2 separate regions of the Homo sapiens genome follow, and region 1 is linked to region 2. A link is a loop called in an ENCODE intact Hi-C map of the cell type or tissue named here. Cell type or tissue: heart left ventricle. All regions are shown on one strand.

The links. Peaks named below come from ENCODE experiments on the same cell type or tissue, not always from the same donor. Only the 100,000 strongest peaks of a DNase experiment are listed, where the experiment ranks them.
Region 1: it touches region 2 in a loop (5-fold over the local background); 4 of 110 quality-filtered maps call a loop at or near these places.

The regions. Positions count from the first base shown.
Region 1 is chr14:56,684,590-56,689,589 of GRCh38, reverse strand. No RefSeq gene overlaps it. Among named protein-coding and RNA genes, the nearest start is that of TMEM260, 110 kb to the right of the region's middle. RefSeq lists a silencer at 1,283-1,444. In heart left ventricle, a CTCF peak has its summit at 2,923; a DNase peak (open chromatin) is centred at 2,919.
Region 2 is chr14:57,205,129-57,210,128 of GRCh38, reverse strand. EXOC5 (exocyst complex component 5) reads left to right here. Exons shown (of 18, transcript NM_006544.4): 16 at 68-176; 17 at 347-562; 18 at 1,332-5,000. The coding sequence ends at 1,520. Among named protein-coding and RNA genes, the nearest start is that of EXOC5, 61 kb to the left of the region's middle. In heart left ventricle, no CTCF peak of the experiment used is centred here; no DNase peak of the experiment used is centred here.

The DNA.
Region 1 (5,000 bases), 520 kb after region 2:
TTGCTGTTAAACCTCTAAGTTTGCTGTGGGTGCTGTTGTTAGTGTTGCCTCTATAACCAAACTGCTCCGGGATTCTCCCCCATTACTTGGAAATTGAGGATATTTAATTCTACAACTCTACCCACTCCCCACCCCATCATTAGACTGTATGTTATAGAAAGATATAACAACCACCGGTAGGCTTGAGTCTCCAGAAATATTAGGGAAAAGTGAAAAGGCCCTTAGGAGAACTCTCAGAATAGCCCAGTAGGCTCTCCTAGGGCCATAACCCAACCTGCTTCACCCTCTTGACTCTTCCTAAGGCATTTTCCAAGATGGCTGCAGTTGCTCCTCCCACTGACCGCAGCCGGCCAACAGTTATGAAGCCCACACAATTCTGCTTTCCTCACTGAGAACCAGATTCAGAAAAGTGAAGCCTTGTGATGATGATGGATGGCTATAAAGACCAGGGAGGCGGAGGAGGAATCAGCCACAGGATGTGTTCCCTGTAATCTGGAAGAATCTGGGGTTGAGGTGTGGCTTCAGGTTTTGGGAACATGAGGAATGGGTTAGTCACCTCCCTGTTGATGGCATCAAAAAGCTCCTAATGGCCTGAGGTGCTGGGAGAGGCCTCTTGCACAGAGGAGGGGGTGGAAAGAGCACTGGGCGACGGGGTCAGGGACCCCTGCTCTTGCTCTGCTACAGAATGACTGCTTGACTTCACCTCTCTGAAGCCTAGTATCCACATCTTTAAATGAAGTAGTTGACCCCATTACCAGGGATTATCTCCGAAGGATGAGATTACAGGAAGAACTTTCACTCTTCATTTTAAACACCTGTACTTGTTTAAAAACATTTTTTAAACACCACATTGTATTACTTGTACAATATAAACTTTTCATTGAAATGGAAACTCAGGGGCTAGGGCTAGATCTCCTATAAAATCCAGAGGAAATGGTGGGTAAGGATTGCATAGGTGGCCAAGTAAGGACCAACCGGGAACAACTGAGGAAAAAGTCTCTGAGCACTTATCATGACTAAGACAAGATAGGATCCAGAATATTCTCACATAGATCATCAGATCACATTGGGCCTGTGAAACCCAGATTCCACTGAGACCTACTTCTTACACACTGGATAATCATGTGATCAACTAGAGCTCCTTCCTTTAAATCTGTGGGTCCTTTGGAACATTTCCTGGCACCATGAAACGGGATCCTGAGAGGAACATGGGCAATGGGGCTGGAGCTGTCCTGCAGGCTCTCTCAGCTTGGGGACTGGCCCTTGTTGCTCAGTCAAGGTGCACAGGATAGTCCTTCAAGTCTTTTGTTGGACTTGGCCAGCTGGCCCTGTCGCCCAGCAGCTTTAGTCTCTATTCGGAGGCCATGGGTCTAATGCGTTGTGACCGGCCTTTTCTGGCCTGAGGTCATCTCCTGGGCACCCTTGCCTTTCTCCCCTCTTCATGTTCATGTCCTAGGTTACCAAATAATTTAGATCAGTAGTTCCCAAACCTGGCTGCATATCAGAAGCACCTGGGCAGTGAGTTAATAACAGATTCCTGAGCCCTATCCCAGGAGGTCCTAGACTAGGTGGGACTCAAAAATTGCATTTATTTTGAAGCAGTGCAGGTATTTCTGATGCCACCAGGCAGGGACAGTGACATCCACTGTGACATGTTACCGGATGATCTTTTTAGGGCTTCCCAGGTGCATGGTTCAGACCTGAAAACATAGTCACTCATGAACAAGCCATCTAGACAGTTGAACCTAAACATTAATCCCAACCCACTGCTGCACCACGCACAGGTGGGCAATTAGTGATGGGAACATGGCTGAGGGGGTTTTGACAATACTGAGTGTGTCCCTCCCCTACTCCATCTGCAATGTACTGCATCCCACTCTGTCCCCGACACCCAACAGCAAGTTAACTGCAGATGGAACTAACCTCAAAAAACAAGAAAAGCGCTGCAGGAGGCCTTCTTGGCTTCGGGAGAGTTCAGTCCAATTTGCCACCAATATCAAGGCTTGCTTTTGATTATGTTGATGATAAAGACTGTAAACAAAACAGCCTTTCTCTACTAATTAATTCCCTTCGAAGAACTCTAAAGATCTTTAATTACACAGTTTGAAAAGCAGCGGTTACCCGATCGGCCTGATCGGGCTCTGCACTCCTCTCTGTCCACCTGAATGAAATATTTTCTTGTTTTCCCTGCTTCACACACCTAGGACGGGCTTGCAGTAAATCCTGTCAACTAAACGCCTGACAAAAGTGCTCTGATGTCAGGTATAAAGAATGCCACCTACAGCTTAATGTCTGGAAAAAAAAATTCTGAGGGCTGCAAACAATGAAGGTTTTTGTCTTCTTAATGCCCAGTATGCAATCGAGTGGAAATGCTACTTCCATCCATAATCTACAAATGAAATTAAAGTTGTTGAAAGACACAGAGTAAACCAGAAGCCTTTGTTTCTTTGCAGAACAGGAAAAATTTAAACCACTAAATGTTTTAGCAGATTTACTAAATTTCCAATTAAATCATGAAATCTGCTATCGCGGAGTTCTAAGAAGGCAGTATCTTTCCCATTCTTTTCTCTGTCTCTCTCTGCCTCCTCCTCTCCACTTGTGAACACATATGTATGATATACTATAAGCAAGCCAAATTCCCAAGTCCTCCAACACGTATATAGCCTCTGTGCAATCTGGGGGAAACTGGGGTATAGAGAGGGGCACACAAGCCTCAAGGTAAATGAGGCCAGCTCAGCAGTGATTTTGGGGACAGATGGGGCCAGGTTTTGGGGAAAAATAGGAGTTTCCCCCCTCTCTATGCTTGCAGGGTTCCTGGGCCCCCAGCAGGTCGAGGCAGCAGGCTGGAGCTGAAAGGCCTCAGGCACTCAGGCGTGGGGAGGGAGTCAGATCTGCTATACAAGAGCACCCTCTGCCAGTTGGCACAGAGGGCTGGCTGGAGAGGCCTGTGGCCCAGAGTCAGGGGAAAGGGCACGGCACCCTGCATTCAAAGCTTGCAGGGTTGGGAGCCAGGCAGGAGAGAGATTCTATCTTCAAAATAGAACATTCACCTCTGGAACAATAGCCGGTGCAGGCAGGAGCAATGCTGATTTTCCAAGGGCTCTCCACATTAATCCTCCCCACCAAATCCAGCCACTAGGAGCCTGAATGGTCCTCCAGACACCCATTCAGTAGAAAATGACGGGTGATTTTTGCCCTTGTCTCCCGAGATCTCCGGTGAGCACCGCTGCTCTGGCTGACATGTGTTTGTAAAGATAAAGCACCAGGCTACTTTGGGGGCCCTCCCAGGCTATTACAAAGAGCAAGTGGTGCCAACCATGGCTTTTTAGAATTGAGCTGTTAAATTTTTTTATATGCACCTCTTTCTGAAAAGGATTTGAAGCAACTTACAAAAAGGCAAACACAATAAAGTCATTCAACTAAAATTAGAAAAGCAAAGCCATGGAAAGGAGAAGAACCAAGCATTGACTAGGAAGTATAATAGAATTACTGTGATTTAGCATCAGATTAGGCCTTGAGCTTCCTGGCAGCCAGGGCAAGAAAGGATACCCAATGAGACAGTCCATACAACCTATTAGAAGGAAGCGGGACAATTCTCTAAGAGAGATTTTTTGTTTTTTCTTCTGGCATTAACTTTCTTTTCTTTCTCTCTCTCTCTCTCTCTCTCTCTCTGTGTGTGTGTGTGTGTGTGTGTGTGTGTGTGTGTGTTTTCTGAGACGGAGTTCCACTCTTGTTGCCCAGGCTGGAGTGCAGTGGCGCAATCTCAGCTCACTGCAACCTCTGCCTCCCAGGTTCAAGCGATTCTCCAGACTCAGCCTCCCAAGTAGCTGGGATTACAGGTGCCTACCACCACGCCCAGCTAATTTTTGTAATTTTAGTAGAGACGGGGTTTCACCATGTTGGCCAGGCTGGTCTCAAACTCCCGACCTCAGGTAATCCACCCGCCTCAGCCTCCCAAAGTGCTGGGATTACAGGGATGAGCCACTGTGCCCGGCGCATTAACTTTCTTTTAGGAGACTTTGCATAGGAAACTTTGAAAACATTATACAGTGTGTCTATCAATCTTGTTGTATAGTAAATGCAGACGCAATTCTGATATTGCTCTTTCTTGCTATAATCTTTGGCATTTGCAAAGGGCATTTATCAATCACAACTCAATAATGGTAAATCTTAATGGGATAAAGCAAAGTGTGGGGTGAAGGGTAGCTACACAAATGTGAATCAAATTTTAGTTCTTGTCCACCATGGTGGTATGTGCCTGTAGTCCCACCGGGGAGGCTGAGTTGGAAGAATCACTTGAGCCCAGGAGTCTGAGGCTACAGTGCACTATGATCATGCCTGTGAATAGCCGCTGTATTCCAGAACATAGCAAAACTCATCTCTAAAAAATAAAAAAAGAAATAAAATTTAGCTTTGGGGTACTTCATTTATTCACTGGTGCATTTGATATTTATCAAGTGCCTACTAAGTGTCAGGCTCTAGTAAGGGAAACAGAGCAGTGAAGCAGTGGGCAAAGTCCTACTCTCAGGGTATGATCTCATCTGATGCCAAGAAAGAACTTAAAATCCCCAGAGGAGTGGGTGGATAGCAGGCAAGATTCCTGGAGTTTAGTTGCTAAGTAAGAGCAGGTGTAACAAATAGAGTGCTTTCAGATATAGATCTCAGAAATCTCACCTCAAACTGCCTAAAATAATAAAGAAATGTGATTTTTTTTTTTTAAAATTCAGTGGCTCAACAATGCCTTCTCTGGGTTATACCATCTTCACTGTTGGCCCCATCCTTGGACTCATAGCTATAAGGCTGCAGCAGTTCTGGGAGTCACAAAAAGAACAAGCTGCAGAGCAAGACAGAAGACTATTTCTTCCTGTTGCTTTCTCTTAGGATGGAGGAAAAATGGTCTAGCCCATGTCTCCACCTCCTCCAGCAGACTACTTTTGTCTCACTGGCCAGAGGGCCCACATGTCCATTTGTGATCCCATCTTGTCAAGGAGGCTGGGGTC
Region 2 (5,000 bases):
ATATAATTAAACATAAACATAGAGTAAGTTAGATGGGTTAAAGAATGTTGTATTCTCAATTCTCTAGGACATTAAATTGTATGATTGGACAGATGAAGCATATTTTGGCTGCAGAACAGAAGAAAACAGATTTTAAGCCAGAAGATGAAAACAATGTTTTGATTCAATATACTAATGTGAGTAAAATCATTCAGTTTGTTAATACTTTGTTAACATTTTCATTGGTGTATCCTACTGTGCCCTAGATTTTTTTCTTTTATACTTAAAGATTAATGAGAAACTGTATTTCCTCTTTAGCTAAGCTGGTATACATTCCTGTGTAATGAGTGTAGAAAAACTTTTATAGGCCTGTGTAAAAGTCTGTGCTTACGTAAGAAAACAAGTGGAGAAGATTAAAAATTCCATGGATGGGAAGAATGTGGATACAGTTTTGATGGAACTTGGAGTACGTTTTCATCGACTTATCTATGAGCATCTTCAACAATATTCCTACAGTTGTATGGGTGGCATGTTGGCCATTTGTGATGTAGCCGAATATAGGAAGTGTGCCAAAGACTTCAAGGTATGTGTACACAAAAACATCAAACTTGCAAATAGGCCCAGGAGCATAAGTCAGATTATTAAAAATCACTATTTACTTATAATTAGTGAAAGGTTTATAACTTTTGTTGATATTGTATGAGATAGATTATCACATTCTACCTGAAACAGTGTTGTTCCAATTATTATTTTTTTTTATTTTAAATTTTAAATTTTTATTTATTTTTTTTCCAAAGAGTTTCATGATGTTGCCCAGGCTGGTCTCTTACTCCTGGGCTCAAGTGATCTGCTGCCTCAGCTTCCCAAAGTGCTGGGTTTACAGGAATGAGCCACCACATCTGGCCCATATATTTAATATTAAACCCATTTTTGCTTTATGGTGTATTTTCAGTTCCACAGTCTTTGACTTATTGACATCCATGACTAATGTTATATATGTCACACATTAGGAAAAAAATGTTGTCTTCATTTATGTCCCCCTGAATATTTCTGTAACATTTAAATTATGAAAAATGCTGTATGTTAATAACTAGTTTTAGTCCTCTGAAGTATATATGATTGTTACTATTGAAGAGAATTGACACATGAATCTTTTTGAAATATTATAGCAAGTTTATTTAACTACTGAAATCTTTAAGTTTTAATGCATTGTGATCTTTAAAAAATTCTAATATGTTGAACTTCACCCACACTAGTAAGTCCCACCTGACAGTATGTAAAAAGTTACAAGCTAATTGTAAAACTGGAAATTGTTTTGTTTCAATGTTACTTTTTTTCTTCTCTCAATTCAGATTCCAATGGTATTACATCTTTTTGATACTCTGCATGCTCTTTGCAATCTTCTGGTAGTTGCCCCAGATAATTTAAAGCAAGTCTGCTCAGGAGAACAACTTGCTAATCTGGACAAGAATATACTTCACTCCTTCGTACAACTTCGTGCTGATTATAGATCTGCCCGCCTTGCTCGACACTTCAGCTGAGATTGAATTTACAAAGGAATTCAGTGTCAGTTCCTTTACAGAGGAATGTCTTATACTTCAGCAGCCCTCGGTTGATAGAAAGCACAGGAGATACCTTATGACACAGCCAACATTTTGTGAAACAATGACTGGAACAAAACAGCAGCCATACTTACCTTTGAGGTTTTATTTAAAGTTTGGATACCACTAGCTATATTTTGCTTTTTTCCCCTCACATTGAATTTTAATTCCATTCTTGAATGTAGAAATTTCAGATTCTCTAAAACTACATGTCACTGTTTTTATCCTAGAAAATGTTGCTGTCAGAAGGCAAAGGAAATGTTACCAGTGTTTTCGGTTCTTGTACTTTTAACATATTCCATTTAGAAATTTTGCCATTCTGTTTTCCATTAATAATAGGTGAAATACAGGAAAACTACATTTGTTATTCCTCAGTTTTTAATGACCTTTTCAGCATCAATTGTTAATCAGATTATTTTAGGTTTTCGTAAATAATTTTTTTGCCTCTTTCAAAAGGTTAACAATTAAGCATACTTTCTGCAGTTGGTTGATTGGATTTTTTTCTGAGGTACAGCATTAATACTAGTCCAAAAAATGTCATAAACTGAACTAAAATGATGAACTATTTTATGTAGACATTAGGAGTGGATCGGAATACTTCTGCTTTCTGGGTAAAACTTAAAAGTTTACTATTTCTTATTTGGTAAATAGATTTTAAGCCAATTCTAGTAAGAAATTAATAAAACTACCTTATTTTGTATTTCACTTAAGGTGGAGGACCTTAACTAAAGGACCATATTTATTCATTATTTTAATATTATAAGGGAAGTAAAAAAAAGTGAGGTATAGTCTAAATGGTGCATATAGGAAATACTGACAGTGTTTAGCAACATGCAGCCCTTTGAGATTTCTGTCGTAATGCTAAACTTGAATAAGATGGAATGGCTGAACATGTGGTTAGTCTTTTATTTTAAGAAGAATTGAGAATTGATAGATTTGGAGATGAGCTTTGCAAAGGCTGTTTGCTTTTCATGTCTATAGGTCTGTCATTGTCCTTTTTCAAAGCATTTCTGAAGTTATTCCTACTTGGATATAGTTAATGGAATTGGCTTAATTTGATGACATAATAAATCACTTATAAAATTTTAAATATCAAGTGAAAATTTAGAAAGGCCATTACTATTCTATAAACCTTATAAACTTGCTCTGGGAGAATGCATTCTAAATTATATATAGTGTTTCAGCTCCCATTGTGGTGTTCATAGTCTTCTAGGAACAGATAAACTTAAGTATTCAATTCACTCTTGGCATTTTTTCTTTAATATAGGCTTTTTAGCCTATTTTTGGAAAACTGCTTTTCTTCTGAGAACCTTATTCTGAATGTCATCAACTTTACCAAACCTTCTAAGTCCAGAGCTAACTTAGTACTGTTTAAGTTACTATTGACTGAATTTTCTTCATTTTCTGTTTAGTCCAGTGTTACCAAGGTAAGCTGGGGAATGAAGTATACCAACTTCTTTCAGAGCATTTTAGGACATTATGGCAGCTTTAGAAGGCTGTCTTGTTTCTAGCCAAGGGAGAGCCAGCGCAGGTTTTGGATACTAGAGAAAGTCATTTGCTTGTACTATTGCCATTTTAGAAAGCTCTGATGTGAATTCAAATTTTACCTCTGTTACTTAAAGCCAACAATTTTAAGGCAGTAGTTTTACTGGCCATTTAAGCTCTTTGTACAGTGTCAATTTGTAAAAAAGAAAAAACGAAAAAAAATCTCAAATAAAACATGAGATAACATTTTAAGACTTCCAAATCAGAGAAGTGCTTCAAATTATTTTGTTTGGATTAATTTTTAAAATGTAAAGCATATACTTGTTGCTTAGTTATTTTGTTTATTATTTTCATGTTTGAGTTCTGTGCAATATTTTCTATTATGTCCGTTGATAGGACAGTGACAAAATTCGTAAGTGAATACTTAATTTAAAAGTGTTAACATTAATGCTCAATAAACAAATTCCCTGCAGTTGTTTTTTTTATTTCACTCTTTTTATATTTTAGAGCCATCCATCCTGAATTTTATAAATGATTTTTTATTTAAAAATTTGAGATTTTTAAAATTTTTCACAGCACAGGTCTTCTCATTTTCTTTTTTAGCAAAAAATACTTGACTATATAAACAAGACTAGAAATTTATCCTAAACAGATGGTCTTTCTCTGAGGGAAAAAAAAAAATGTGTCATGTGAGGCAATATGCATTCTTTGTATTCTGATTTTTTAAGTGTTTTCATATTTATAGCCATCACAAAATTTTGCCCAAAGTGTATGGCTCAGAAGAGATGATCAATAACTAAAATGTTTTTCGTTTTGCACATGGTAAAATTTTAGGTAGAGAGTGGAGCTTTGTATAATTGGTAACTTTAACCAACATTTACGTAAGTACGGTCTTTGCAGTATTACACAATACCGCATGAGCTAATATGCAGTATTTAGGTAATGCATTGAATGAAGTTGAAAATATGCTCTTAACACACTGTGCATTGTTTTTCTAAAATTGAGAAATATCTGAAATACAGAATACGAATTTAATAAAGGAAGCCTACCTTATGTAAATTATGATGTTGAAAATGACAGTCAACCAGAGTAGATGAAGTGTCCTTATGAAGAATTATTAAATAGTAGCTGGATGGATCTTTAGATGGATGACCACCTGACCATTCCAGGACAATTTTTGGTCCCATTTTGAGGATTGCCATAGTTGCAAGTCCTTAGGATCTTCCTTGTTTTAAAAAACTATCAAAGTAGGTTAAATTAAAATCTAATTTAAATTAGGTTAATTTATATTACATTGTAGATCATTCTTTTTTCCCCCCTCTTTCACTTCTAAATATTTTGCTTTCTAAATACTAGCCTTCTGGTTCACAGTGAAATAATTTAATTATCAATCAGTAGATTGATTCCAAGTGGAGAATTCACTGCTTCCCTAAAATGCGTTTTTCTTACCTGTAATGGTGAATATTTACAAGGATCTGGATAAAGAGATTTTGATTTTTGAAATGCCACAAAACCCCTTAAAGTGGTCAAGTACCTAAGGTAGTGGCTAAGGCATGCTTGAACTGTGTTTGAGAGACAGCAGTTCAGTCAGTACATAATTTGTTGGTGACTAACAAAGCTCACATCTGGGAGATTAACTTTTTTTAACGCAAAAATATTCTGCACATTACCCATATATTGTTGAATTTTACATACAAAGCATTTTGTGCTTTCATTCAATTAGTTTAACTATATTCAGTTTCTGTATTATTTCTCTCTGATCTATCCTGTAATTATTCTATACTTTAGAAGAAAAGATCAGTTCATATTGTTAGACTGAATAATTCTACATGAAGTTAAAAGTTAGCAATTTAAAAAATTTTGCTGCATAATAAAGATAATTATAGTTACATGTATTGATTTAAGTCTCACACACTGTGCTAATAAGTCCTTTGC